Regions from separate parts of the Homo sapiens genome. Here region 2 is linked to region 1. The links are chromatin loops, found by intact Hi-C in ENCODE. Cell type or tissue: HCT116. All regions are shown on one strand. Links, peaks and the distances in the headings refer to the core of each region. The heading gives the core; the rest is flanking DNA.

Region 1 (15,567 bases), core at 3,641-11,640:
TGCCTGTATCCCATTAATTTAATTTTTTTTTTCCTTTGGAGACAGTCTTGCTCTATTGCCCAGGCTGGAGTGCAGTGGTGCGATCTTGACTCACTGCAACCTCTGCCTCCTGGGTTCAAGTGATTCTTGTGCCTCAGTCTCCTGAGTAGCTGAGATTACAGGCATGCTCCACCGTGCCCAGCTAATTTTTGTATTTTTTAGTAGAGACAGGGTTTCACCATGTTGGCTAGGCTGGTCTCGAACTCCTGGCCTCAAGTAATCCACCCACCTCAGCCTCCCAAGGTGCTGAGATTACAGGCGTGCTCCACCATACCCAGCAAGTTTTTGTGTTTTTTAGTAGAGACGGGGTTTCACCATGTTGGCTAGGCTGGTCTCGAACTCCTGGCCTCAGGTAATCCACCCACCTCAGCCTTCCAAGGTGCTGGGATTACAGGTGTGAGCCACATCGCCGGCTTTATTTAATTTTATCCTAGTCAACTCACTTCTTTCTTTGCAGGTACCACTCAAGTCTCATGTTTAGCAATACTATTTTAAAAATCATGAGTTTTATAAACAATATAATATACATTCAGACATACATATTATGTTAATACACTTTAAAATATTCAAATTGTTGTTTACTTGGAAAGTTATTCTGTGAAAAAAAAGTGGGCACGTGTTGATATGTGTACTCATCACAAACCATCTTGTATGCCTCCCGTGGAATTCACTTTGTACTTGTAGAAACATTAGGCTAAACTTTCACCTTCTCCTCTCCTTCCCCTCATTAATAACTGCTGTTTTCAGGAACCTCAGAGACGAGGGGCAGGAAAACTGCAGGCAACTTCAGAAATGTCTAGAGTCCAGCAAGCGAAGGGGAAAGGGGACGTGAAGTTCACGTGCTAATTATTTTTGGACATTGTTATACTTCACTGAATCATCACAGCTGCTTGCTGCCATGTAAGTAGGTGGAGCTCCCACCTTGCAGATAAGCCAATGAGGTGCCCAGAGGTCAAGAGACTTGCCTAAGGATGCACACCCAGCGCTGCCTGGCTCCTCCTCCAAAGCCTTTTTTTCCCTTGCTGGCACTACCGCCTTGGGTGTCCTTGTGTGTTGGTTTTTATCCACATCTCTGATGATTAAAGAAAAGTGGATTCAATGTGTAAGTGCTTCTTTAAGCCTGTAGCGTTAGTGGTCATTTTCCAATCATCTCAGCTCTGCCTCATCCCTGCTGAGTAGTATCGGTCAAGACAGTCAAGATGATTCACGTCTGTGATCCACAGATTCCTTATCTATAGGACAAGAGGTAAAAGTGCCTGCCTTACGGGGTTTTGGCGAGGATTAAATAAGTTAATATACCTAGGTGCTTAGTAAAGTATCAGCCACATAATAAACACCATATCATGTCTTTTGTTATTATTTTTGTTGATTTGGCTCCTAAATAAATGCTCTTAGATATGAAAGGTTGAGTTCTCTGATTGAAGGGTTTATCTTGTATTCTGCATTTCGTTATCTGGTTCTTCCAAGTTTCTAGATTTGCCTTGGTTTTTGGATGATCCAACATTAATTTAAGGTAGGTGACACCCCGACCTGAAAGGATGACAGGAAGGGGTGATAGGGCAGACATGTAAGCTCCTGAGGTGTTGATTTTTGTTATTCTTTAAGGATAATAATCAGAACTTGTTGGTTTTGGTGGTTTTCTGAGTTTGGTGTACATCATACACCGTGTATACCAAACTCGGAAAATCACCTGTGGATTTTAAAATTTTCAGATATCTGGAGATGACCTCTGATCTATTGGATCATGAGATTCAGGGAACAGGCTGTCTTTCTCAAACTTCACATGGTGCTGACAGTCACCAAAATTTGAGAATCTCCAGTGTGCTATATTCTCTTTGGTTAGATTTGAGCTCATATTTAAATGTGTTAATAAAGTCACATATTTTTATTGACTATTTTTATCTCCTAGGCACTACTTTCTGGTGAGAGAGATTGATGAGAATTAATCAAATAAATTAACAAGAAAATATAAAATAGTAATAAGAGCTGTGATAAAACAGTGATGGTGTGAGTGACTGAGGTCCTCCTTTAGAGAGCGCAGTCAGGGAAGGCATCTCTGAGGATTTGGGCTGGAGGCTGATAAGAAGGAGCATGTGCCAGGAAGATCTGAGGTAGAGACCCGAGGCAGGGGGAACAGTGGTTGCAAAGGCCCTGGGGCAGAGAGGAGCATATGGCAAATGCGAGTCTGGTTTGGGGCGGGGCAGAGGCATGGTGTAAGGGGAGGCTGGAGAGTTAGCAGAAGAGATCAGATGACTAGAGTTTAGCAGGGCTGGGTAAGGAACTGGGCTTTTATTCAAAAGGTAATGGGAGACACTGAAGAGTTTTGAGCAGAAGTGTAATATAATCTGATTTATATTTTTAAATAATTGCACTAGCTGCTATGTGGAGAATGGATTTTAGTGGAGGTGAGCGTGAATTAAAAAATGTTTTCAGCCAGAGAGGCTAGCGTATGTTTTAGCACCCAGCCTCTATAGAAAGATTTCAAAATTAAATTCAAAAGTTCATCTTAAATAAGGACAACAGGCAACAACTTCTCAGGACTCAGAGAATCAAGTACTGCAGGGATTCTGCCTTGGGGATGGGGGTGAAAATCGATAAATGAATTAACAGATGAGCTAAAATCATGGTGTGCTTTTACTTCCAACAATTAAGCATTTTCAAACATGACTGTCCTGCCGCTTAAAACATCTGGTGAGTTCCCACTTGAGAATCTGAGAAAGTGGTCGCGGAGGAGACAGTGGCACCCCAGCGTTCAGGGTTGTTCACTAGGGAAACGGATGCTTTAGTAACTTACCTCTTTGATGCACTCCCCAGGGCTACTCACAGACTTTGGAAAATTTATAGCAAGTTAAAGAATTAATTGTGCCTTTTGATTTTTATGACATCTCTCTGGAAACTCTGCTGGGAACATCTGGACCTGTGTGTGGTAGAAACATGCATCAAGTTCTCTCTGCATGGCGACACGTGGCTCCCAAGTCATTGGGTCCCAGTTCAAAGGTTCCTGTGTCATCATGAGAGGGGCTAGGACACTGGTTGGATTTGGGGGTGGGGGCTGGCCAGCCTGAATCTCCCTATCTCTACTTGCTGGCCGAGTTCCTATAGACAAGCTCCTTAACCTCTCCGAGTTTCACATAGCTCATCTGCAAAATCAGGATAACCATGGTATCTACCTGGTAGGGTTATCACAAGGAGCAAATGCCTGTGAAGTGCTTAGCACAGTCCCTGGCGTGGGGTCAGCATTCTAGGCAGAAGAGTACTTTTACTTCGCATAATACTCATTTGAAAATCCTCTATGCCCTTGCTCTTTAAGATGGGGACCCCCAACCAGCAGCCACGTCCCCGAGGAGCTTGTCGGAGTTAGAAATGCAGACTCTTAGTCCCTACCTTGGACCTGCCGAATCAGATTCTGCACTTGCACAGGATCCCAGGTGATGCTCGTGGGCCTTCCAGTTTGGAAGTGCCCCTGCAAGCTAAAACATACAGGGAGGAGAGGGGGACTAGTTTTGATGATGAAAACCTGCTGGCAGCAGCATATTGGTGCAAAAGGACATCAGCCCCAGGATGCAGAATATACCATGACCCTAACTAGGTGGGTGCTCCTGGACAACCATATCACCCCTCCAAGGCTAAATTTCTTCATTTGTAAAATGACTCACCTATTTTAGAGGTTTGCTAATGGGATAAAATGAAATAGTGTGAAAACTGATATAAGAGTGAAAAGTAAGTTATTTTTATCTTGTTTACATAGAAAAAAGACATAATCCCTATAGCTATTCATATCACTTTCAAGTAATTAGATTCCCCATTCTCTACATTTACCCACTGAGCGGCCATGGAAAGTCCTGTAATTTAGTGTCTTGATTAAAATAATGGAGAACGACAGTGGCCCGGGAACCACAAACCTGGTATTTTTGGAAACTAAATGGGAGAGTTTTGTAGTTTGGCTAAAAGGCATTGCCCTAGAAAAGACTAGCACTGTGATCAATGGAGCTGTTTATGCCACTTACAAAGTCATCACTGAATTGCAGTGAAACATACCATGGCCGTGTGCAGGAGTCACCAGAATGATTCCAGGGTGTATTTCAATGTAACACACGTTTAGCAGCCATAAAAGCTTTTTATTATTTCCAAACATCATAACCAAAGCAAGAAAGGAATGGTTTTGCTTATATTAGCAGAAAATCTTCAAGTATTAAAGAACCCCAGTATATGCTAGTGCAAGATAAACACACAATTGCACCCCAAGACACAGCTTAATATAAGAATTTGTGACAGGGGGAGATATGGGGACAGCCAGAAAGCACAAATTGAAGTTATCTTGGGCAGAAAAGGATCTGACAATGCGAGCACTAGTCAGCCAGTCTCACCCTTTGCTCCCAGGAATGAATTCCTGTACTTGATAGGATATAGACATTGATAACAGGGTCACTCAACTTTAACACAATGCCAAGCAAAAAGGGAAAAGAACAAAAAAACTTTCTCTTTCATAGATAATATTGAAGAAGTCCTGTGATAGAGATGCAATTACTATAAGCAAAAACAAGGGCTCCCAAGAAAGTCACACAGTGGTTCTACGGTTTCTCAAACTATCTTAAGCTACAGTAAAGCAATTTCTTGTGATACACACACACACACACACACACACACACACACACACACACGTATATACATGTACCCCAACCCATGATTTCCTTTCTTGTTTTAAAGGCTAAAAGTAAATGATAGAAAAAAAGAAGTTATTTTAAAAAGATTAATCTATACCTTAAAATAGCAAGGTATCAAAATACACGTACACAAGTATATTCTGATTGTCCAAAGCACTTTCTCTCTTTCGTTAGAGTTTTGAAGGTTGTCTTAGATTTAATCCATAAAAACAAAACAACAACACACACCAACACAACAACAGAAAAATAGAAGTGGGTTACATCCTCATGCTACCTTTGGGGGTGGGGACAACTGAAGGGATATGGGGGTAAGAAAAGGGGAAAACGGCATAGCATTGCTCCTTTCACAAAGAGACAATTGTCTAACTGTAAATAGAATAATAGAGTAGAACTCAGTCTCCTACGGAGTTATAAGTGCAAAGCTATCTCTCCGTGTAGCTGGCAGCAGGAGGTCGTAGCTGTAACAGGTTTGCTTGCAAGAGATCTGAACCACCCTTATTGTTCATGAGAATCCTTCAGTCTGGTCTGGCCTGGAGCATGAAGACGTGGGTGTGGAGCAGATGAGCAGACAGGCGTCGCACACCCTGGGTGTTTGGAAATGAGTGCAGAGAGCATGCAGAGAAGCCTTCGCTGATTTCTCCCAGTGACTATTTGGGAAATCAGAGTTTGTGACTTACCCATCTTGGAATCCTTTCAGAGAATCTGTTGTTCACCAATTTTCCCCTTTAAAAGGCTTTGTAAACTTAAAAACAAACGACAAGTACAATCATGGCTGTTAACACATTTTTATATTTTCTAAGTATATATATTTTTCTTTCTAAACACCTCACGTGGATGGAAAGTCAAAAGTGACCCGACTGATGATCATTTCCATGGCCCTGCATCCTATCCCAAGTTCATGCCGTTGCAGCCACAGAGAATCTCCCTAAAGGTGTTGCGCAATTCCAGGCTCCGGAAAGCGTAGATGAGTGGGTCGATGACGGAGTTGCACATGATGAGGACCAGGTAGGTGTTGAAGTGGGCAGTGTAGCAGATGCAGTAGGGGTTGGTGGGGCAGGTGATGATGAGGACCAGGTGGAGGAAGAAGGGGGCCCAGCAGAAGATGAACACGCCCAGGAGAATGGTGATGGTGACTGCCCCCTTCATGCATGAGTGTTGCTGTGGGGCCACCCCGTCGGCAGGTGGCAGTGCTGCTATGCGCTTGACGTGCAGCCGCGCAAAGAGGAACATGTGCACGTAGAGGGTGCCCATGAGGAGCATCATGGCGAAGAACATGGTGATGAGGCACACAATGACCATTTTGCTCTCCGAGTAGACGATGAACACCACGCCACAGACGCCGCAGCAGACCCAGATGGCCACGATCAAGGTGAGGGCCTTCCTCACGGTCATGATGCTGTGGTAGCGGAGCGCGTAAAAGATGGTGACGTACCTGTCGACGGCGATGGCCAGGAGGTTGCAGATGGAGGCCACCAGGGAGATGCAGATCATGGAGTCGAAGATGTTGTCCATGTGCTGGATAAACTGGTCCTCGAAGGTCAGGTAGTCGCTGTGGACGATGGCGATCATGATGGTCTCCAGGGCATTGGACACACTTACCAGCATGTCGGCCACCGCCAGGCTGCAGAGAAAGAAGTACATCGGGGAGTGCAGGTTGCCGTTCCTGACCACGGCCAGGATAACCAGGATGTTTTCCAGCAGACTGACGATGCCCAGAGACAGGAAAACCTCGGGCTTGATGAAGACCTGCTCACAGAAGGCGCTGCTGCTCTGGTTGCTGAAGAAAGGGGCTTGGAGGTGCTCCGAGCCATTAGGCAGTGTTGGCTGAACAGAGGGCAGGCAGCACGAAGCATTCATTGCTGTCAGAAGGGCTGATCCGAGCTGGGGCTCCAGCAGGGTCCGTAGGAAGCTGCTGCTGCTCACAGGAAAGACAAAATCTCCCTCCAGATACGTCTTTTGGATGCTCATTCAATCTGGCCTTAGAGTTTATTCTCCTCTAGAATAAAAGGATGGGGAGGGTAGAGAGACAGATAGTGAGAGAGGGTGGAGGAAGAGACAGAGAGAGAGAGAGACATACACACAGAGAGAAAGAGCGAAGGGGGAAGAGAGAGAGAGAGGGAGAGTAGCTAGTTAGTAGCTAGCATGCAAGTTTGTAGCTTGGAGACATAGGGAGAACTTTGCTGTTCCAGGAGGAGCAGTTTTTATCTTGTTTACATAGAAAAAATACACCATAGGGTCTCTTACCAGCTGTCTTCCTTCTGTCTCCCTCTCACCCCTCTGTTTGTCTCTCCTCACTTCCCCACCTGGGAACAGAAAACCTGCCACCGGCTGCTACAGTTACAGCTCTTTTCATGGCAAGACAGGGGATGTGTTACTTGTCGCTAGAAGTGAAGGGAGAACACTCAGGTTTTTCATATTGGCCAAGGGCAAACAACTCCTACTTAATCTTCAGCGCAGCAGAATGACCACTGAGCATCGGGCACCTCTCTGACTGACAGCAGGTACCTGGCCCTGAGGATTCTGCAGGGAGATTAAGAAGCAGACTAGTGCCCTCTGCAGGCCGCACGGCTGTCTGCTTGCTGGCTTGGCTTAGCCCTTTGTGTTTGTCATGGAAACTGCCACAGGCATCCACTCATCTGTTCATTTGTTTGTTTATTTGTTAGTTCATTCATTTGTTGTTGTTGTTTAGCAAACATTTATTGAGCGCCTACTATGTGTCAGGTCTCTGCTGAGTGCAGGAAATACAGTGGTGAGCAAGACAACAGCCACTATCTCAGGCTTCCCCGAACTCAGAGTCTGGGGTGGAAGAAGAGGAATCAATAAATGCTTGAATCAGGAAAGTCCAGGAAACCAGGGATGCAAAGAGGAAGAGCCCTAACCCGGACTGTCAAAGTTCCTGGAGGAAGGAGCACCTATGCTTTGACTTCAAGGAGGAAGAGGTCATATCCAGTTTGGGGTGGGTGGTGGGGTGGGGGCTGGAGCTGGAGGAGGTAGAAGAGGACTCCAGGCAGAGGGAATCACACGTCTGCAGCCTGGAGGCAGAGAGCACCCTGGCCATAGAAGTCATCACAGATTGTGGATGTGGAGATCCCATTTGACCCGCGGAGTCAGAATCACCCAGGTGTAAGACCTGAACAAGTGTGTTTGCAATTTTTGACAGGTGAGCTGGGGCATAGTCACAGTTGAGCTCCACTGAAAAAGAATCTTGGGCTTTTGAAAGTGCTGAAAGTAGTCTGCTCTGGTCAGAGCATGGAAATAGGAGACACAATCTGAGAAATGAGGCTGCACAGTTTCTTAAAAAGTTGAGAGGTGCCTGAATCCTGAAGGACAGCCTCAGCCAGATGTGAGAATTTGGACAGTACCTTGACAGCAATGGGGACTGTGGAAGAAACATAGGTAGGGCAGGAATGAGATGGGGTCTGCATTTTAGAAATATTCCTGGTTGCAGGGTGGAGAATGAATTAGACAGACTGAGCATGTAGGCCAGGGAGTCCGGGGCAGAGGGTGTTGCAAAGACCCAGGGTGAGATGATGGTGGCCTGGAGCAAGGGAGTGGCCATGGGGACTTGGAAGACTTGGAGGGTGGTCAGAGAGATTCAGAAGGTTGGATAATGCAGCTTCAGAACTGATGGGTTATGGGATCATGGGAGAGGGAGCAGTCAGAAACACCTGTACTTCTTTCTTACATAATGGGGAGGATGGAGATGTTTTAAGCTGGAAAATGTGAAAGGCAGAAGTTAGCAGGTGGCCTACTAATGTAGTGTTGTTCTTGGAAGTATGGTTTAACACTTGGTCCATGTTAGATCTGATTCCCCATGTAGATCATATGAACTCAGAAAACACTGAGTCTTCTCATCCCTACACACACACACACACACACACACACACACACACACGCACATTCTAGGTGAATTAATGATCCATCTCTCCATGTAACTATGTATGTGTGTGTAGGTGTGAGAAATATTAAAAATATGCATATGGAAATAGAAGAAAACTTAGGATCCTTGGGGTGGAAAGATCTTAAGCAAGATGAGCAATCCAAAATTTAGTATGGAAAAACACCCTGAACTAAGTTAAAAGAAAAACAGAATGAAAATATTTGCTATAGGTAAAGTTACTATCTCTTACATACAAAGACTACTTTCACATTAACTAGAAAAAGATAAATTACCCCTAAGAAAATTGGGCAAAGGATATAAATAATAATTTACTGAAGAGAAGATGCAAATGGTTAATAAACATGAAAAGATGTGAAGCCATCTAGGAAGTTGGGGAAATGCCAGTCAAAATGAGATTTTAATATCGTTTTCCCAGCTAGATTGACAAGAGATAAAAAGATGCAAAATTCAGGTAAGAATATCGGGAGGACACTCTCATGCATTTCTAGTGTTTGTGAATAGTTTCACCATTTGGCAGTTCTTACTAAAATAAAAAAAAAGCCTGTTGGTATGAGTTTCTGTCTATGAACTGAGGGGCATGAGAAATACTTTTGTTTATTTGCTTTTTTTAAAAAAATATTTTGTCAAGAGCATGAGTTTAAGTTGCCCTGAATATACATTTCCACTTCTGTTTATTTTCAACAGAACGACTTAATTTCTGATGCCAAGCCACCATTCTTCTAGGTTGGAAAAAAACACATTCTTAATCCTTTTGGGAACTTCTCTTACCCTCAGGGTCACATCCAGTCTGTGGTTTCAAGGGCATGAGTCATACATGTAAAGCTAGACTATAAGGCAGGGACCATTCATTATCTACTAGGTCTTTTCCTGCTCTGTGCTTGGCACGTGCTGAGCACTGACCACCTTTTCCTGCTTTCATTCTCTGGTCGTGTGCATCCTTCAAAGAGAGCAGCTGGGACCTAGTACTTAAAATCTGTGTCCTCAGAGGTATCATCATCACTCATGAGTGTTTATTTGGTCTTCTCCAAACACTACTTCCCACTTTCCTGGGGGAGTTGCACAGATGCAGCATTACGTTTTAACTGAATCTTGCATGAATGAATTGGCTTTATTAATAACAATTGTAGGACATGACAGTCTCTGTCAGTGTTTACCGTATGTTGTTGGCATATGTGGGGGTGTCTGTTTTGAATCAGTTATAATAAATGTAACAAGGAGATTCTTATTCTAGGAGATAATGAACCCAGGTGGTCTCTTTGCCTGAAAAGCTCTTCCTCAATTTTGTGACTGGTATACCCTCCTTATTCTTCAAGATCCAGCTTAAATGTCAACTATTTTTTACAGCTTTTCTTAAATTTCATACACTAATTTACCACCCTTTCTCCTTGCTGACAAGCTGACAGGGTTCAGTACTCCTTCCCCACTCTCAAAAGCACAAGCAACAAGAGAAAAAAAAAGTGGGCCAGGCATGGTGGCTCATGCCTGTAATCCTAGCACTTTGGGAGGCTGAGGCAGGTGGATCACCTGAGGTCAGGAGTTTAAGACCAGCCTGGCCAACATGGCAAAACCCTGTCTCCTCTACTAATAATACAAAAATTAGCCAGGTGTGGTGGTGCACGCCTATAATCCCAGCTACTCGAGTGGCTGAGACAAGAGAATTGCTTGAACCCAGGTATCAGAGGTTGTAGTGAGCTGAGATTGCACCACTGCACTCCAGCCTGGGCAACAGAGCGAACGAGACACTGTCTCAAAAAAAAAAAAAAAAAAGTAAATTGGACTTCCTCAAAATTAACAACTTTTGTGTTTTAAAAGATGCCACAAAAATGAGAAGACAACACAAAGAATGGGAGAAAGTAATTACAAATCAGATATCTGATAAGGGACATGTATCTGGAATACATAGAGAACATTTACAATTTAATATTATAACAAAAAGACATATTGCCCAATTTAATGATTGGAAGCAAAGGATTTGAATAGACATTTCACCGAGGAAGATATCACATGTCCAACAAGCACATGAAAAAAGACTCAATATGATTAGTCATTAGTGAAAATACTAAAATACACTAAAAATCCATTGAATTGTCCACTTTAGGTGAATTGTATGGTATATTGACGCTATCTCAACAAAGCTGTTTTAAAAATGACATGCAGAATATTGCATAATTAGAGGTCACATCCATGCCACGAAAAGGGGGACAGTTTGGCCAGCAGTCATGTTAGAACACAACGATTAGATTTTATTATAAATATGAACTTTTCATGAGGGGCAGATGCTGCTGATGCCTGTGTCCCTGCACCCAGCTTACCTCTGATTTCAACAGCCGTTTGCTGGACAGCTCCCCCAGTTCCGTGGGAGCTCAGATTCAACTTACACTGCCAGGGTGCCACTTTAAGGGTGACGAACACATTCTGCCCCAGAGTCTTCCCTGGTGTGTGTGTGTGTGGCATTCCTCATCTGACAAAGTTCAACCTGGAAATGAGGGGGGAGTAAATGACCCCAGGGGCAACGCTCAACTAATGAGGGCCAGAGGCAATAGATACATTCTTCAGCTCCCCCATCCTGCAGGTGGACAATGGCAGATGCTGTGTATGCTTCCCAGATATCCCCTGAACCTCCATCACCTACTGCAACTGCTTGATAATGTGTCTTATAATTGGCTTTTGCTCCGTATCCATCTCATTCTCTCTAAGCCCTCAGACCTGTTTCCCAGGATCACCTCTCAAATAAATTACATGCTCCCAAGTCTCTGTCACAAGTTCAGCTTTAGGGGAATAGGGTCCAAATTAAGGACTACAGAAGACCTCCTGTGCACCAGGCTTCTTTGGCATACTCTTTCCCTTGCTTGATTACTTACTCCTAGAAGTCAGGGCTGTGGGTTGTCCACACAATACCTATTCTCTTCTTCCTCACCAATGGACTCCTGCTTTACTGGGGCAAGAGCATGTCCAGCTGCAATACTAATGTGCCAGCCTCCCTTGAAGACCAGGTAGCTACATGATCCAATACTTGACAGTGATGTAAGGGAAGTCTTCTATGGAAGTTCCAGGGAGGCAATTCAAGTAACCCAGCCAGCAAACTTCAACAGGCACAAACTCTTCTGCTCTTGACTGTTTCTCCTTTTTACTGCCTGGAATGATGATGTAAAGGCTGGAGCTCTATCCCTCATTTTATAAGTGTGAAGACAAGGGCCTGATCCTGTGAATGTGGAGCCCAAACCTGAAAGACTTCTGAATCTCAGATGACTTTAGAGAGAGGTAGTCCCAGCCCTGAATTGCTTACCTTTAGGTTTCAAGTTGTATCACAGAAAAATAATCCTTTATTTCTTTAAGCTCTCATTATGTGGGATTTTCTGTTTCATGCAGCTGAACTCAACTTCTGGCAGAAGGCCATCTTTAGCTCTGATTTCTGTCAGAAATATATCAAGTACTTAATACGTGTCTGAAAGGAAGAAGCCTTTAGCTTTCTCTGTTTTGGTTTCAGACAATCTTAATTATGTAAAACCCCAGTAGACTCTACTAGTTAGACAGAAAAGGAAGCGACTTCATTTCCTCAACTTTGTAATTATATCTATAATTATTTTGGCTATTAGACTGTATAATGCTTATGGGCAGAAACTGACTTGTTCATCTTTATATGCCAGCACCTAGCACAATACTTCTATATTCTTAAAGGAGATGCAGTAGGCAGCTTCAAAGTACTATCGCAGTACTGCCATTATGGAAAATGGGAAGTTTGTTTAAAAGTTAAACATAAATTTACCATATGATCTAGCAATTTCTCCCCTAAATGTCTACCCTAGAAGAAACATATGTCCACACAAAGACTTGAAAGTGAATATTTATAGAAGCATTATTCATAATTGCTAAAAATGCAAACAACTTAATGTCCATCAGATGATGACTAGACAGACAAAATATAGTATATCCATACAATAAATTACTATTAAGCAATAAAAAGGAATACAAAATTGGTACATGTGCCATATGAATGAGCCTCAAAAGCATGACATAGGTGGAAGAAGTCAGACATAAAAGACAACATACAGTATGCCACTACTTCTAAAAAATATCCAGAGAAGACAAATCTATGGGGACAAGCAGATTAGTAGTGGCCTGGGATTAGAGGTGGAAATGGGAATAACTATAAACAGGCATTAGGGATTTTATTGGGATGATGAAAATGTTAGAAAACTGGATAATGGTGATGTTGCTCAACTCAGCAAGTTTACTAAAAATCACTCATTTGTATCCTAAAAATGGGTAAAGTCTATGGTATGCAAATATACCCGTAATAAAGTCGTTAAAACAAGTAACTGTGATTGTATTCCTTGTGTCTTTAACATATTATAGTCACATAAAGAATGAATAATGAATATGCTAAATAGATTGATTTAGCCATTCCACAATGTATATGTATATCAACACGTTATATACCATAAATATAAGCAATTTTCACTTGTCAGTTAAAAGTAAGAAAAAAATGAAAAAAAAAAAAAGAATCACCAATGATGTATCCTTTCACAATGTTGACTAGAATGACATCCTTTCTGAAAGCACATAAAATTAACGCTTGTGAAACATACAGTATGTGCAGCCCATTTCTAATCTCCAGGCCCTTCTCTGATTCCCTGGAAGTTCTAAGAACCCATCCAAAGCTAATGACTCTGGTGAGCTCTAGGTTGTGCAGCTCATGATTGAACATCCTCTCAGCTTCCAGTCATCATTAATTGTTCCTTTAATCTGGACTGACATTTTATTCTCATAGTCACCAGCTTTGACTTTATTCCCTTTTATTATTATTATTATTATACTTTAAGTTCTAGGGTACATGTGCACAATGTGCAGGTTTGTTACATATGTATACATGTGCCATGTTGGTGTGCTGCACCCAGTAACTCGTCATTTATATTAGGTATATCTCCTAATGCTATCCCTCCCATGACAGGCCCCAGTGTGTGATGTTCCCCACCCTGTGTCCAAGTGTTCTCATTGTTCAATTGCCACCTATGAGTGAGAACCTGCGGTGTTTGGTTTTCTATCCTTGCAATAGTTTGCTCAGAATGCTGGTTTCCAGCTTTATCCATGTCCCTACAAAGGACATGAACTCATCCTTTTTTTTTATGGCTGCATAGTATTCCATGGTGTATATGTGCCACATTTTCTGAATCCAGACTATCATTGATGGACATTTGGGTTGGTTCCAAGTCTTTGCTATTGTGAATAGTGCCGCAATAAACATTTGTGTGCATGTGTCTTTATAGCAGCATGATTTAGAATCCTTTGGGTATATACCCAGTAATGGGATGGCTGGGTCAAATGGTATTTCTAGTTCCAGATCCTTGAGGAATCGTCACACTGTCTTCCACAATGGTTGAACCAGTTTACAGTCCCGCCAACAGTGTAAAAGTGTTCCTATTTCTCCACATCTTCTCCAGCACCTGTTGTTTCCTGACTTTTTAATGATTGCCATTCTAACTGGTGGGAGATAGTATCTCATTATAGTTTTGATTTGCATTTCTCTGATGGCCAGTAATGACGAGCATTTTGTAACATGTCTGTTGGCTGCATAAATATCTTCTTTTGAGAAGTGTCTGTTCATATCCTTTGCCCACTTGTTGATGGGGTTGTTTGATTTTTTTCTTGTAAATTTGTTTAAGTTCTTTGTAGATTCTGGATATTAGCCCTTTGTCAGATGGGTAGATTGCAAAAATTTTCTCCCATTTTGTAGGTTGCCTGTTCACACTGATGGTAGTTTCTTTTGCTGTGCAGAAGCTCTTTAGTTTAATTAGATCCCATTTGTCAATTTTGGCTTTTGTTGCCATTGCTTTTGGTGTTTTGGAGGACATGAAGTCTTTGCCCATGCCTATGTCCTGGATGGTATTGCCTAGGTTTTCTTCTAGGGTTTTTATGGTTTTAGGTCTAACATTTAAGTCTTTAATCCATCTTGAATTAATTTTTGTACAGGGTGTAAGGAAGGGATCCAGTTTCAGCTTTCTACATATGGCTAGCCAGTTTTCCCAGCACCATTTATTAAGTAGGGAATCCTTTCCCCATTTCTTGTTTTTGTCAGGTTTGTCAAAGATCAGATGGTTGTAGATGTGTGGTATTATTTCTGAAGCCTCTGTTCTGTTCCATTGGTCTATATCTCTGTTTTGGTACCAGTACCATGCTGTTTTGGTTACTGTAAACTTGTAGTATAATTCGAAGTCAGGTAGTGTGATGCCTCCAGCTTTGTTCTTTTGGCTTAGGATTGACTTGGCAATGCAGGCTCTTTTTTGGTTCCATATGAACTTTAAAGTAGTTTTTTCCGATTCTGTGAAGAAAGTCATTGATAGATTGGTGGGGATGGCATTAAATCTATAAATTACCTTGGGCAGTATGGCCATTTTCACAATATTGATTCTTCCTATCCATGAGCATGGAATGTTCTTGCATTTGTTTGTTTCCTCTTTTATTTCATTGGGCAGTAGTTTGTAGTTCTCTATTCCCTTTTTTTGAAGCCTACTTCAGAATTTTATGCTGTTGATTGCTCTTGCCACCCAAAAAGAAAAAGTTTCCAGTTTTCTTGTTTTCTTTTTCTGTTTTAAGAGACAGTTTAACTAAAATTCATTTTAAAGAGATTATGGCATTATTCTTCTTAGGAAGATGACGTTCTTGAAATTTTTGGAATAGGAGAGCATGCCATTGTCTCAGGGACTTCTCAGATCAATTTTCTTCATCCTAAGTTAGGGTTAATCAAGTGAACCATTTTTGAAAGTTGAAGCCTCGTAGTGGATATTTTCTCCAAACGTATTGAATGAATTAGTTGCGCTTTTAAAATATTGCCTGAGAAAAGATGGGCTGAGACCTTGATGTGCAATTGCTTATGTCTCTCCCATAAAAACCTCAACCTCTTCTTTTTGCTCATATATTATTCTTGCAGCTCTTTCTCAACTTTCTGCCCCCCCCCTCCCCAGC
Region 2 (15,567 bases), core at 2,859-10,858, 1.6 Mb after region 1:
ATAAGACTACCAAACCTAACAAAATGCTTGGCACATATTAAGGTATTAGTCACATTTGAGGAATAAATAAATGCATGAGTGAATGTATTATATATGTTACTCTGAGCTTTCTTAACTGAAAGGATGTGATCCCTTAATACATTGAATTAGTCTATTTTCACACTGTTATAAAGATACTACCTGAGACTGGGTAATTTATAAAGGAGGTTTAATTGACTCACAGTTCTGCATGGCTGGGGAGGCCTCAGGAAACTTACAATCATGGTGGATGGGGAAGCAGGCACATCTTACATGGCAGCAGGTGAGAGAGAGAACGAGAGCAAGCACAGGGGAAACTGCCACTTATAAAACCATCAGAACTCATGAGAACTCACTATCATGAGAACAGCATGGGGGAAACCACCCCCATGATTCAATCACCTCCCACCAGGCCCTTTCCTCGACACATGGGGATTACAGTTCAAGGTGAGATTTGGGTGGGGACACAGAGCTAAACCACATCATAAATTATCATTCCCTGCTCCCCTGGGAAACTTTGGCTTTCAGCAAAACAATAGGTTGAGAAAAGATGAAATGGAAGACACAACAGGAATATATTTGAGAGATTCAGACATTCATAGTTTCCCCAAATTATCTGAATGCATAGTTAAATGGTGTGTTGAATGTGTTTAGAGCTTGAAACCACCAGATTTCTTAAAGCAATTGCCCCCGCCCACTACCAGGCACACTCTAGGCATCCAATCACAGGTCAGATAAGGAAGGGAGTACCCTGTCATTAGGATGGTCCCATGAGGATTTACCTCAATGCTGCCTCTTGAGCTACGCCCTGTCCACACAACAGGAAAGTGGAAAAGATTTGGCAATCATAGAGTTAATTTGTTCTGTGTCAACAAGGCAGTGTCAAGAGGATCATATTCCCATCCAGGGTAGAATATTATGGCACACAATTCTCTCTGGTGCCTCTTTAAAAATTCCTGAACCAGGCAGGAGACAAATGGGTTGAAATGGGCATATTTGATAGAAGAGGAAATGAAACCTTAGTTATCTGTCTGCTGTAGAAAAGAAGCGCTGATATTTCTCAAACAGGCTCTAAACAAAGTAACACAAGGAAAGGGTCTTCTTTCCTACTGGCAACTTTGCATTAGGGTGTTTTCTTATCACAGTGGGATCTATCATTGTGTTTGCCTCAAATTCACTTGGTGTGTTTTTCCGTATGCGGTAGAAAAATAAAAGTAAGACTTTACATAAGACATTTACATACAAATTATATTTGGCACTTTTATAACGTACTACAAAATCTTCAGTGCACTCTGATGAGGCACAGTATAATATTATAATGGGGAAATGTGCATTTTTCTAATAACCAATTGATTTTTTTCACAGATTGATCTTCAAGGGAGTTATAATAAGGCAGAAAAAAAAATCCCCACAACGACAACAAAAAACCATGTTTGAAATCCTGACAGCTTCTTCCAATGAGAGTTGAATAAGTGGGTCTTTGAATTAACCGATGTTACACTGTTCTCTGATTGCTGTGTGTGGGGAATGCATTTTACAAACAGTGATACAGAACAAAGTCATTAGAGAGGAATGATGGAATCTCATGGTCATGACTGTGGGAAGAAGCATGGGGTCTTAATTACACGCAAGTGAAAAGGATCGCTCTTTTGCAAAGATTGAGGACTGTATTCCTAGAGGAAGCCACCTTCCTGATCCCAGTGTTCCACACAGCAGTAGAGAAGGTAACTGGACTGTGCAATAGGCAAGCAACTCACAACCAAATGGAAGGTGATTTAAAAAAACAATATTTACTGAGTGTCAAACATGAGCCAAATATTGGGTTCCACATGTATCAATTTCTATAGTCCTCATAAGAGTGCTACCCCACTACAGAAATCACTTCTACATCACGGGCATTCAAGTTGTTGATTAAATACATGATATTAATCAATCCATTTTATAAAACTGATACCCAGAGAAATGAAAGAAGTTGTGTAGTCATGCCGGGGTTCAAACCCAGCTCTGTCAAAGGCTGAAGCCTTTCCAGTGCCCCCACCTCCTCTGCTGAATGCAGATATATGTTCCTTTATCCAGAGAAGGAAGAAATTGGAATGGAAAATTAACAAGAAGAAATGAGACCAATTTCTTTTTGACATGAGGAGGTATCCTAGGCTGTATAAATTCATGGGCTATAAATACTGTTGCCTTTATGGGCCCCTTTTTCCATTAAAAGGTCTTTAAAATTATATTATATGGCTGAGTTGGTATAAAGACAAAATCCAAAATGAATTTTTTTCTTCTGATTTTAGAAGAAAGTAAAAACATTTTCATGGATCTTAAAAGTACCATGAAACTGGGCACAGTGGCTCATGCCTATCATCCCAGCACTCTGGGAGGTTGAGGTGGGAGGATCACCTCAGACCACGCAGGGAAACATAGGGAGACCTAGTCTCTACAAAAAATAAAAAATTAGCTGGGCATGGTGGTGCACCTGTAATCCCAGCTACTCAGGAGGCTGAGATGGAAGGATCGCCTGAGCCTGGGATTTTGAGGCTGCAGTGAGCCGTGATCCTGCCACTGCACTCCAGGCTTGGTGACAGAGCAAGATCCTATCTCAAAAAAGAAAAAGTATCATAGGTTCCAGGCACCGCACTTACTGTGTCTCACAGAGAAGGCAGCCCTGACACTGGTGTGTAAAAACTCCATTCACTCAAAGAACCGTGCACACACACACACACACACACACACACACAAAACCTGTTCTAAATCCACATATCTGCCAGGTTTTGCTGTTCACAATGTTTACAAAATACCATGGAAATAAACCCCTATTGGCTGTTAGGATTCTGTTTGATTGCATATACTGGAAACCCATCTATAATGGCTTAACCAAACAGGAGATTTTTCTATGACATAGGTCCAGATGTGGTCATTCGCAGTTGGTACAGCAACTCATGGGGAGTCATAAAGGACCCACACTCTTGCTGACTTCCTCTCTGGCATCATTACCAAGCCTCTTTGCTCCTCGCGGAAGCAAGGTTCTCCACCTCTGAGCATCCTATTTGCATTCCAGGCAAGATGCAGGGGAGAGTGCTAAGGACGGAGGACAAAAACCTTGACTTCTAGAAGCTTTTTAGGGAGGAGAGGGGTGGAAGGACGTCTTCTGCAGAGACTTCTGCTTATATCTCATTGGACGTAATTGAGTCCCAGGATACCCCAGATCTGGAAAAGTATTTTCAATTAGAATAATTGCTTCCCCAAACAAAATCAGGGTTGTTAGTAAGAAAGAACATGGAGAATGCATAGGCAATTCAGCAGCGTCAACTTCAACAACCATAATTTATCTAAAGCAAAATGATTCTCTAAATGCACGACCAAATCTTTGAAAGGATCTCAGATCAGGAAAGTTTCAGCCTAGCAGAAAACTGGGAGACTTCTTAGATTTTCACCAGTGCAAGATAATCCAAGCCACTCTGCCCTCTGTTAGTGCCTGGGAAAACTGAGAAGTAGATATAAAATTACGCTTTCCATTAGCTAATAAGTCTGTGGCACCCGTTTCCCCAGGCTGCATTCGTTTATACAAATCACTTGTTTTCTAGTGTAAGACAATAGAGTTGTCTTTTCTGGGTCCATTAAAATAGGTATCTCATTCACATCAACTTCTCCCTGGAGAAATCTTGTCGGCTTGCTGATGTTTACCTGAAGTACTGTTCCCTCAATAGAAACACGGCGTATGCCGCATGATGCCTCTTGCTGCTCTGCTGGCCTGGCGATCCCAAACCCAGCTGATTGCTGCCTCTCCTATAGGACCGTGAGCATGATGGAACCCTTGCTACTGAGCACAATTCTTTGTTTATAAGCTTCCAATTGTTTATGTTTTTATATTTTTTATTTGTACACATGTATGGAGCACATGCAAAATTTTGTTACATGTATATAATGTGTAGTTATGAATGGTATTCAGTATTCAGGGTGTCCATTATCCAAGTACAATACATTTTTAAGTATAGTCACTACTCTGCTATTGAATAAATAATTTCTTCCATCTATCTTACTATGTTTGTACCCTTTAACCCACTTCTCTTCATCCTCCTCCCCAATCCCACTCACCCTTCCCTGTCTGATATTTATCTTTCTACTCTCCACCTCCATGTGATCAATTTTTCAGCTCCCATATAAGTGAGAACATGCCATATTTGTCTTTCTGTGCCTGGCTTATTTCACTTATGATAATGACCTCCAGTTCCATCCATGTTGCTGCAAATGACATGATTTTTTTTCCTTTTCTTTTTCTTTTTTGAGATGGATTCTCGCTCTCCTCTGTCCCCAGGCTGGAATGATCTCGGCTCACTGCAAACTCTGCCTCCCAGGTTCAAGCAATCCTCCTGCCTCAGCCTCCTGAGTACCTGGGATTACAGGCAATCACCACCACTCAAGGCTAATTTTTGTATTTTTAGTAGAGATGGGGTTTTGCCATGTCAGCCAGGCTGGTCTCAAACTCCTGACCTCGGCCCCCCAAAGTGCTGGGATTACAGGCATGAGCCACTGCGCCCTGCCATCATTCTTTTTGAGGGCCAAGCAATATTACATCGTATATATATATTCCACACTTTCTTGATACATTCATCCACTGAGGGACATTTACATTGATTTTGTATCTTTGTTATTGTAAATACTGAGCACAAGTCTTGGTAATGAAATCACACAGTGTTTGTGGACAAAACTATGGACAGGACGCAACAAAATATTGACTGTTGTACTGGGATCTGACTAGTGCGACCACGTGTCCCAGTTTGCCCAGTACAAGGGTTTTTTCCCCAGCCTTGGGATTTTCTATGCTATAAGCAGGAAAGTCCAGGGAAAGCTACGATAAGTTGGTCATGGTGAGAACAATCTTTATGCAGCATTGGCTTCGAACCTATCTAAAATAATATCATTAATAGAAACTAATGTTTATTGAGTGATAGCCCTGTACCAGGCACTATCCTGAAGACTTTACATTTATTACATTTATTACACTATTTAATCCTCGCAAGAACATTATTATTATTATTATTATTTTTTTTTTTTTTTTTTTTTTTTTGAGATGGAGCCTTGCTCTGTCGCCCAGGCTGGAGTGCAGTGGCTTGATTTCGGCTCACTGCAAGCTCCGCCTCCCAGGTTCACGCCATTCTTCTGCCTCAGCCTCCGGAGTAGCTGGGACTACAGGCACCCGCCACCACGCCCAGCTAATTTTTTGTATTTTTTTTTTATTAGAGACGGGCTTTCACCATGTTACCCAGGGTGGTCTCGATCTCCTGACCTCGTGATCCGCCCTCCTTGGCCTCCCAAAGTGCTGGGTTTACAGGCGTGAGCCACCACACCCAGCCAAGAACTTTAAAAGGAAGGGATGATTGCTATTCCCATTTTAAAAATGAGGAAACAGAGATGCAAATTGTTTAACCTACCTAAAGATTAACAGTAGAAGCAGCAGAGCCTGGACCCAAACCCAGGCAGGCTGGCTCTGAAACACAACCTCCTTACCAGGACTCAGTGCTGCCTCACTCAGATCCCCCAGAGATGTTGGGCCATGTGAGCCGAAGTCCATTTGCTGCTTGGGCAGCTGGTCCCCTACTCCTCCATCTGCTGTTATCTGCTGATATGCGACAGAACTTTCATTTTATGACGGTAAAAGAGAAGGGGATTCTTGGCCGTGCAGAAGCTTTTTAACTTGATATGATCCCATTTGTCCATGTGACTTGTAGATGTAGACACTGTATTTGTTTCTTTTTCTTGCTCTTTTCTTAGAGACAGGGTCTCACTATGTTGCCCAAGCAAGACTCACAACTCCTGGGTTCAGTCCATCCTGCCTCCTCAGCCTCTGGAGTAGCTGGGACAACGGGTGCAAGCCATTGCAGCCAGCCGGGAAGGGACATTTTATTCATGAGTTATTTTTGTAGTTTTCAACTGGGGAAATTTTGTTTACGGTGATTATACCTGGTGGGGGTGCTACTGCCATCTAGTGGGTGAAGTCCAAAGATGCTGCTAAGCACCCTGCAGTGCGCAGGGCAGCCCCCGCCGCAGAGAATGAGCCAGCTCAGGTGATCAATAATGCCGAGGGGGAGAAAGCCCACCTTATCTGACTCCTCACAAAGTCCTACAAATCACTATTTTACAAAGTAGGAACCTGAACCTCAGAGAGACCGAGGTCCCGCTAAGGGTCAAGGAACCTGTAAGCAGCAGAACAGGAACTGGAGTCCGGGTCTATCACCCAAGCCCACACTCTTTGCTGCCCAGTTCTGGACAACTTTATATCCTATCTGTGGGCAGAAAACACACCTTTCTGCCTGCTCTGACTTGCCGCATCCTGTGGCGGGATTGGCATTTAGTACTTAGTACTTGTCCATTAGCAATTTGATAATCTAATAACAGCCAAGAGAATACATAGTTATATTTGTATGCCAATCCTTCCCCTTCTCCAGTCTTATCAGCCACATGTCCAGGCTGCTTCTTAACTGCCCATGGTTTCAACTTTAGCTTCTATTCTCACCAGTTATGAGAACTTGAACTTAGCTTCCCCGAGCCTCAGGCTCCTCCCCTGTAAAAGGCAGATGTGCTTTCCTAATAGGCTTGTAGGGAGGATTAAATGAGATAATTCCTCATCACCTTCTGTGGCACAAAGGAGAACACACAATGATATATCAGCTCTTGTCATTCCAATTTCTAGTCCTCTGGACAAAAAAAAAAAAAAAAAAACTGGCTCAAATAATAGGTGAAAGTTGTTTCCATTTATCAGTGATGAATAGAGCTTATATTATGATTCAGGACACAGAGAAATATACATGAAGAGATACACACTGAAAACAAAGTTTCACAAAACATACTCACCATTATCAAGTGTGATTCACTCTGATATTTTCTGTCTTATTTAGAGAATGATGGTTGCAACACATTAAATTGATTTCACCCCACAGTTTTAAAAAGAGTACATGCTGTATAATTCCATCTATATAAAATTCTAGAAAAGACAAAACAATTGAGTGAGAAAGCAAATAAATGGTTTCCTAAGGCCAAAGGGTGGGGGGAGTTGATTATGAAGATTTAGGAGGAAACTCCTTGAGGTGATGAAATGATCTAAATCTTGATATCTTGTTTGTGACAGTGGTTATGTCACTGTGTACCTTTGCCAAAACTCCTCAACTACACTTACAAAAGACCAGATATTATGTCAATTAGAACTCTATGAAGCTGATTGTTTAGAAGAGCATTATGATAGTAAATGCCAATGTTTTATCCTATCTGATTTGGAATTTTTTAGCATTGAAATGACATAGTATAGGAAGTAAGTATTTAGGAAGCCAGGAACCCTTCACTATTGATCAATCCTCAAAATTGATAACTGATGGTGCTCAGAAAACTACCCCAAAATCTGGCACCTTAGCACTTGTGAAAACAGTAGAAGCAGGAAGGTATCTCTTACTTTCCACCTCATCTTTCCTGAAACAGGACATAAAACCTAGGAAAGTCACTGACATTCTCCTTCCCTTCTCCCTCAAAGACCTGATAGGAGGGATGTCACACAGAGAATCCAAGAAGAATCTGAACAAAGAGGCCTACCTAAGTTCCTCCCAGTTTATTACCATTGGATCACATTTTTCTTCCAATTATACTTCTATGTGACTGTCCATAAAAATATACAGGTTTTCCTTTTTCTAGAAAATCTTTATTTTTGAAATCTCCTGTGTCATGTAAAACTTTAAGGTCTTCATTTTGAAGCCTCTTGTGTCACATTAAATAAATTTGTATACTTTTCTCTTGTTAATATGTCTTTTGTGACAGGAGTCTTAGCCATGAACTTCAGCACAGGTAAGGAAAAGAGATTTTTTTCCCGCTACATAGCTGTATTTGTCCATTTTCATGCTGCTGATAATGATATACTTGAGACTGGATAATTTATAAAGAAAAAGAGGTTTAATGGACTCACAGTTCCAAGTGGCTGGGGAGACCTCACAATCATGGTGGAAGGTGAAAGGCATGTCTTACATGGTGGCAGACAAGAAAGAATGAGAAGCAATGAAAGGAGTTTGCCCTTATAAAACCATCAGATCTTCTAAGACTTATTCACTACCCCAAGAACAGTGTGGGGGAAACCACCTCCATGATTCAAATATCTCCCACCAGCTCCCTCCCACAACACATGGGAATTATGGGAGCTACAATTTAAGATGAGGTTTGGGTGGGGACACAGCCAAACCATATCAATAGCCATTTTTTTCAAAACCGATAACATTCTTGAGACCAATTCTATGAAAGATCCTATCTGAGGGCCTTATTATTTCATGAAGTAATCCTAAACACATTCTAAGTTAGGCATTGTTTTAATTATCTGAGAGATGAGGAAACAAACAACAGTTAAAGTTACTTATCTAAACTTATGCAGCTGATAAGTGGCAGAAGGTGAGATTCAGACTTAGGTCTGAATCTGAATTCCATGACACATAGTTTTAACCTTCAGGGACACAACCTCCCATGAGGAAAGTCTCTATTTTCTATTTCCCTTTAAGTTCTTTCTCTAAGTCACTTGACTTCAACAACCATTTGTCATTGCTTAAATGTTGCATCCAATCTGCTGCTGCCACTTGAAGAGATAACTTTCCTGTTTTGACAGATGTTAGATGTTACATATCAAATAATGTTACAGCACAAAAGCAATAATTCCATCAGTTTGGTTTTCTATAAGAAGGTTGATTCATAACCAAAAACCAAAAACTATTTTAAGGGACCTTCATGCAAAGACTAAGGTCACGGCATTTTCAGTCTTTCCAGATAACTGTGATCAAGTTTCACATCTATCAGTCTATTAGTAACATCTGGACAAAGGTATTTACTGGACTGTCAGGCTATTATGAAACTCCCCACACTGTTGGTGCTAAAGAAGATGAATTAAGGGGTCAGAGCTTTAAAGTCTCAGGGAAAAAAAAAAGGAGTAAAAATATTAACTGATTAGAAAAGCAGAATTAATGGAAGAAAGATCGCCTTACCCTACCCTGGGAATCATATGGTCAGTAGGTGCCACCATGTTACACAAGCATCACTTTGTCTCTCTCCACTTATAAAATAATATTATTAATGGCTAATATACAATTAACAATCTCCATAGCAACCCAATTTAACTTGGAGGGTTTAAATGGAAGGCCTACTGCTGATTTTGGCTCACTGACATTTTCTTCTATTCTCTGACCTACAAGGTATTAACCAACACAAGATTCTTTTTCATTAGTTTCAATTCTTAAAAACTGGGACATTGCACACACTAGAAGTTCTAGCTTCTAATTAATCAAAAACACAAAAACAAAAACTGAAGATTTAGAAACTTTGGGACCCCACATTCCCATATAGCCTCATTTGGCCGGATTTGAGTGAATTTGCCCATTCGACAGGGGCTCTGCTCCCCAGTCTCCATGGACCCCACTGCCCTCCAGGTAGGCCCAACCTCACACGTGGACCATTTCCTACCCAGCCACCATACGCATTTGAACTTGGCCCCTGGTTGAAATATAAGAATAACTAATTTTCTTAGTTAAAATAAAAAAAAGTATTCTGCCTCTTACTAATGCTGATGGATGGCTCAATTATTACTTAGATGCTTGGCCTTAAAAAATGATGGGCCAAAGTTGTCATAATGAAAAACTCACTTATTTTTCCCACTAGCATGCTCTGGGGGAGTAGCCAGAATTGCCCCATTGTACAGCAAGGAACACCAAGGCCAAGTAGAATAACGAGATTTCACAGTGTGGTAGAAATAGTGCCAGTTTTAGAATTCTGACTGGCTCAATTCAAGACCATTCCTACTTCCTGGCTATCAAAATTTGAGTGCTTCCCCCCTCTCTCAATTTCCTCCTCTGAAAATAAAATACTCACGCGTACATGAGCATCAAGTAGGATTATTAAAAAAAAAAAATCTCTGGAACAAAGCGCCTTCTCAGTAAGTACTAATTCCCTTTGTCCCTCCCCTACAACATGGAATTTATGGGTGTCTTTACGTATAAGACCATGAGCATCTTTTATTTTATACATACTCTTTCATTTCAGTCTGCATGACATGATGAGGAGAGGCATTTGATTTGGAACGAACCATAAAAGCACCTCACACCTGATCATCTTACAATTGCCAAAGAATTTCCATACAGATAACTTCATTTGATCTTAACTAGCCTCTGAGATAGAATAGTAGCTATCATTTTACAGATGATGATATTGGATCAGATACCCTGCATTCCAGCTACCTATGGAATTTTTCCAATTCTGACTCTTGCTGTGTCGGAGTCTCGCTCTGTCGCCAGGCTGGAGTGCAGTGGTGCCATCTCAGCTCACTGCAACCTCTCCCTCCCAGGTTCAAGCGATTCTCCTGTCTCCACCACCCGAGTAGCTGGGACTACAGGCATGTGCCACCAAGCCCAGCTAATTTTCATATTTTTAGTAGAGACAAGGTTTTGCCATGTTGGCCAAGATGGTCTCGATCTCCTGACCTCATGATCTGCCTGCCTCGGCCTCCCAGAGTGCTGGGATTACAGGCGTGAGCCATCGCGCCCAGCCATGACTCTTTCTTATAGTACTAGTGGGGTGTACAAAATGGTAACCCCAAAATCTGGCACCTTGGATATTGAAAAAAGAACAGAAGCAGAAAGATCTCTCTGACCTTCTCTTGTCACTTTCTACCCTAAAGCAGGCCATAGAAACTAACATTCCCCTTGTCCCTTCTTCTCTGAGGGCCATAAAATCCAGGAAGGTCAGTCTCTACCTTCTCCTTCTCTTCTGCCCTGAAAATCCTCTTGTGACAGATGTCCTGCCCTATACCCAGAGGGAAGGAACATCACACAGGGAAACCAAGAAGAATTGGAACAAACAGGCCTTGCTAAGCTCCCCTGAGTTTATTACTATTGGATCACACCCTTTTGTCCTCCATTCATACTTCTTACTATCTGTAAAAATAGTTTTCCCTGGGTCTGTGAGTTTTTATTAATCAAGTTTCCCATGTCAGGGAACGTTTCTATTAAATATATTTATTATGCTTTTCTCTTGCTAATCTGTCTTTTGTCATAGGGGTCTGAGCCATAAGCCTAGTGATAAGTGAAGAAAGATTTTTTTTCTCCCCTATAGCTCCTTGAAAGGCATTTAAAAAGTTATTATCACTACCAAGCTGAGAAAACAATCAACGATCAATGTAACACAACCACATTATAACTGAGAGGTCTCTCAGAGCACAAGTCTTTCCTCCCACACAACAGTTCCTAAAGTGGCGTCCTTGGAATCTCAACCCTAAAAGATATTTCAAGGAAAAGAATTCTCCAATGTTTCAAAAACTATTCTAGGATCTACAATTTAGTTTAAAATAGCAAAGACGACAAAGACACTAATTGGAAATTTACATTCCAGGAGTTGTGAGTTGGCATTTGGTAAAAGAAAAACTCAAACGAAACACAGGAATCAAAACTCCTTACTCCAGAAGTGGCTTCTGCTATTTTTATTCCTTGTCAACACCAGAAGTTTGTTAATGAAAAAGTGGGTTTTAGAAGTGCGCTCTTGGTGAATAAAGGGTATGCAAGGATAAATGGAATAGCTAGAAACACTGTGGACATTCCCATTCTTTGGGGGATTACGGAGTACAGCTCCTGCGGGCCCCAGCAAGTACCTTCACTTGCAAAATGGTGCCCTCACAAGCTTAGAATTCCCAACTGGTCTTCATTTGAACTCCTCCACCTCCAGCTGGAAACTCAGCTGAATGTTACTGCCAGAATATTGTCCTATCGGCCTCAAGAAATCTTTCCCATGCAATGCAAGCAGAACATCTGAAAGTACAGAGAGCTCACTGCTCAGCCCATATCACTGTCTTTGTGTCTGCTGACAAATGGTTATTAGCAAGTATCTGGAAATGTGGTGCATTTTGCACTGGAAACCACTAATTGATGGCCATGTTTGAGAGTAAAGGCCTGTCCTCACCTCCTAGTTATTGGAAGCTACTGAATTATTTTTAATTATTTTTCTGAGTCCCAACAGGAAACAAGAAACTACTGATGTAACAACCACCAGTCAAATTGGTTGCAAGAAAAACACTGCATCTTTTATATGCATTGGACCTACTGTTTACTAAATGTAAGGCTCCAACAACTCTGCGAAGTACTTGGTTTGACTCAACACTTACCAAAAATTCACTTAAGAACAAACTTTTTTTCTCCCCGTCTTAGGAACCTCAATTGGCATCTCATGGAACACATTTGGGGAAATCCTAGACTAGCCCTGTCTGACCCTCTCACTATTAACTGACATTTCCTCCAGGCAAAGAGAGGACCAGAATTAGACACTGGCTTTTATGTCTTCAGAGCTGAGTTCTTCCTATTGTTGTCTGCTCTTTTCTTCCTTCTCCAAGTAAATCAGAGGATCATCAGAAACCCTATTGAAGCCTCCCTCGGACGGCACTGTGATCTTTATCTTCAAAGCCATCCTGCTAGGGCTCCGCTTGAAATTTGCATGACAGCTGAAGGAAAATAAATTGGGGGGCTGGCTCCCTTTGATAACCAAATGATCCTCTTTCTTTCTTTGTTCTGAAGGTACAACTCTAAAAGGAATTCAGTGATGAGGAAAATAATTCTATAGCATTTAGCTCTGTGCAGTCACTGTGACTGGCTTGAGGATTTGATTAAAATAGGAACCCTGTGGCTTCTGTCCTCAACCGAGGTCAATTATTAAATGACTGGACTGCGAGTTTTAAAAGGCGAGCATCAGTCCTGGGTGGGAGCCACATGAAGAAGCACAAAAGAGACAGAAAAAGTCAACGAACAATCCCCAGTCCCGCTCAGTTGCCTTCTTCTCAAGGGGCACCTTCAGGACAGGGCGGCTACGGAATCAGGAGACCCAGTGTAAAATGAAAACGTGAACTTCCTGTTCCAAAAGCAGGAAAAAAAGTGGGTCAAAGGAACTAAAATACAAACATTTTTCCTTTCTTCCTCTCAACTTGTCATTGTAGGTTTTTTATTGCTATTTGATGTCATAAGTAAAAACAAAAAACTGAAATTTTAAATTATGGGCATGAATTTCACCATTTACCTTTATATTGTATAATGTCCTTTCTAAATGTTAATATAAGAACATGTAATTCATGTGCTGAATCACGAAAATTACACAGCTCATTTTTCCTAGCTCATATACTTGCTTATGTGTTCTCTTCTTGCCAAAACAGCAGAAATGCTGCATAGAACTACCCCACTTCTTTGCATCTCATTACTTGATACATGCATATTCTACCGACACTCCACTGTCAGAGTCATTTGAACCAGAGCAACTCCATCTTGAATACGAGCTGGGTAGAATAAAGCTGAGACCTACTGGGCTGCATTCCCAGATAGTTATGGCATTCTAAGTCACAGGATGAGATTGGAGGTCTGCAAAATACAGGTCATAAAGACCTTGCTGATAAAACAGGTTGCAATAAAGAAGCGGGCTAAGACTCATCAAAACCAAGGTGGCGATGAGAGTGACCTGTGGTCGTCCTCACTGCTACACTCCCACCAGCACCATGACAGTTTACAAAATCCATGGTAATGTCAGGAAGTTCCCCTGCATGGTCTAAAAAAGGGGAGAATCCTCAGTTACAGAAATCACCCACTCCTTTCCTGGAAAACTCATGAATAATCCACCCCTTGTTTAGCATATAATCAATAACCATAAAAATGGGCAACCAGCAGCCCTTAGGGCTCCTCTGCCTATGGAGGAGCCATTCTTTTATTTCTTTACTTTCATAATAAACTTGCTTTCACTTTATAGACTCACCTCAAATTCCTTCTTGTGTGAGATCCGAGAACCCTCTGTTTGGGTCTGGATTGGGACCCTTTTCCAGTAACACTACCACTGGCTTACTGATGAACAAGGAAGGAAATCCGGGTTGCTCCAGATTTGCTTTTCCTTCTGTGTTGTACGAGGAAGCAATGTACGTAAGAAAGGTTGAAATAGGCTTCCTCAGATGTTTATATTTCTTAGAATGCCATTGCCTTCTTTCTGCATTTGAAGCAAGCTCTGATTCAAAGGAAAAGCCGCTTCGGGGCCGTGGCCCCTCTTACTCAGCGACAGAGGTGACATACTTCCCTTTTGAACCCCAGGTATCTGAGACAGGTCTCAATTTAGGAAGTTTATTTGGCCAAAGTTTAGCACACACGCCCATGACACAGCCTCAGGAGGTCCTGATGACAGGTGCCCAGGGTGGTCAGGGCATAGCTTGGTTTTATATATTTTAGGGAGACATGAGACATCAATCAATACATGAAAGATGTACACTGGGGCCGGGTGTGGTGGCTTACACCTGTAATCCCGGCACTTTGGGAGGCCAAGGCAGGTGGATCACGAGGTCAGGAGTTCAAGACCAGCCTGGCCAACGTGGTGAAACCCCGTCTCTACTAAAAATACAAAAAATTAGCCGGGCGTAGTGGCGGATGTCTGTAATCCCAGCTACTCGGGAGGCTGAGGCAGAGAATTGCTTGAACCCGGGGAGCGGAGGTTGCAGTGCGCTACTGCACTCCAGCCTGAGTGACAGAGTAAGACTCTGTCTCAAAAATAAAAATAAAAAATAAAAAAAAAAAGTACACTGATTCAGTCTGGAAAGGTGGGACTTGAAACGGAGAGGGGCCTTCCAGGTCATAGGTAGGTAAGAGACAAATGGTTGCATTCTTTTGAGTTTCTGATTAGCCATTCCAAAGGAGGCCATCAGATATGCGTTTATCTCAGTGAGCAGAGGGATGACTTTGAATTCTGTCTATCTTTTGTCCACAAGGAAATTCCTAGGGAGGGAAGTATGCAGCTGTTTTATCTTAGTAGCTATCATTTTAGGTATAGAGTGGAAGTTAGGTTTGCCCTAAGCAGTTCCCAGCCTGACTATTTTTCCCTTTGGCTTCATGATTTTGGTGTCCCAAGATTTATTTTCCTTTCATAGTTTGTATTTGCGTTGGGACTCACTGCCACGCACCTCAGGTCCCCTGGAATTCTGTGTTCATGGGGCATCGTGAATGCTACATGCAAATAAAGCTGCAAGGCGCTCACTCAGTCTGCAGATATCTCTTCTGCTCACAGGCAGGCTCCATTATTCCATCAGACTTTACTTATAAAACACAAGTTCAAAGAAGGAAACACTGAGAATTTCAAGAAGGTTACAGCAGAGCATTAAATCAAGTGTGGGACGCTTCTGAGCATGGGGACCTGTGCAGCTGCCTGGGTTGCACATCCATGAAACCAGCCCTGCTTGTGTGTCCTATACAGGGCTAGGCACTCAAGCCACAGAACCTGCATCTCAGGGCTGTCCCCAGGCAGAAGGCAATGCAGAGCGGGAGCTTTCCTGCTTTCCCTGTTCATGGTGCCCTTAATGTCACAGTGATACTTCTCCTAGTACTCTTAGGCCAAAAGAAATATCTAGCAGTTCCATTTATTAAGCTGTTAAATCCAAACAATGTAATCAGTATTTATTTCCTGATACATTGGTAGCCATTAAAACAACACCTACGTCAAAAGAAAAAATACTTGTATTTCATTCCTAAGTAACTATAA

Evidence for each region. A loop is a pair of places that touch in the nucleus more often than their neighbours do. Peaks named below come from ENCODE experiments on the same cell type or tissue, not always from the same donor. Only the 100,000 strongest peaks of a DNase experiment are listed, where the experiment ranks them.
Region 2: it touches region 1 in a loop (8-fold over the local background); 3 of 110 quality-filtered maps call a loop at or near these places.

Annotation. Positions count from the first base shown.
Region 1 is chr20:56,239,837-56,255,403 of GRCh38, reverse strand. It overlaps MC3R (melanocortin 3 receptor), which reads right to left and starts at 6,672. Exons shown (of 1, transcript NM_019888.3): 1 at 5,589-6,672. The coding sequence starts at 6,560. The coding sequence ends at 5,589. RefSeq lists a silencer at 7,202-7,271. In HCT116, for the core only: CTCF peaks have their summits at 5,863 (motif pointing right) and 7,261 (motif pointing left); DNase peaks (open chromatin) are centred at 5,853 and 7,233.
Region 2 is chr20:54,659,170-54,674,736 of GRCh38, reverse strand. No RefSeq gene overlaps it. Among named protein-coding and RNA genes, the nearest start is that of DOK5, 190 kb to the right of the region's middle. RefSeq lists an enhancer at 12,307-12,811. In HCT116, for the core only: a CTCF peak has its summit at 5,996 (motif pointing left); no DNase peak of the experiment used is centred there; H3K27me3 peaks cover 54 bases.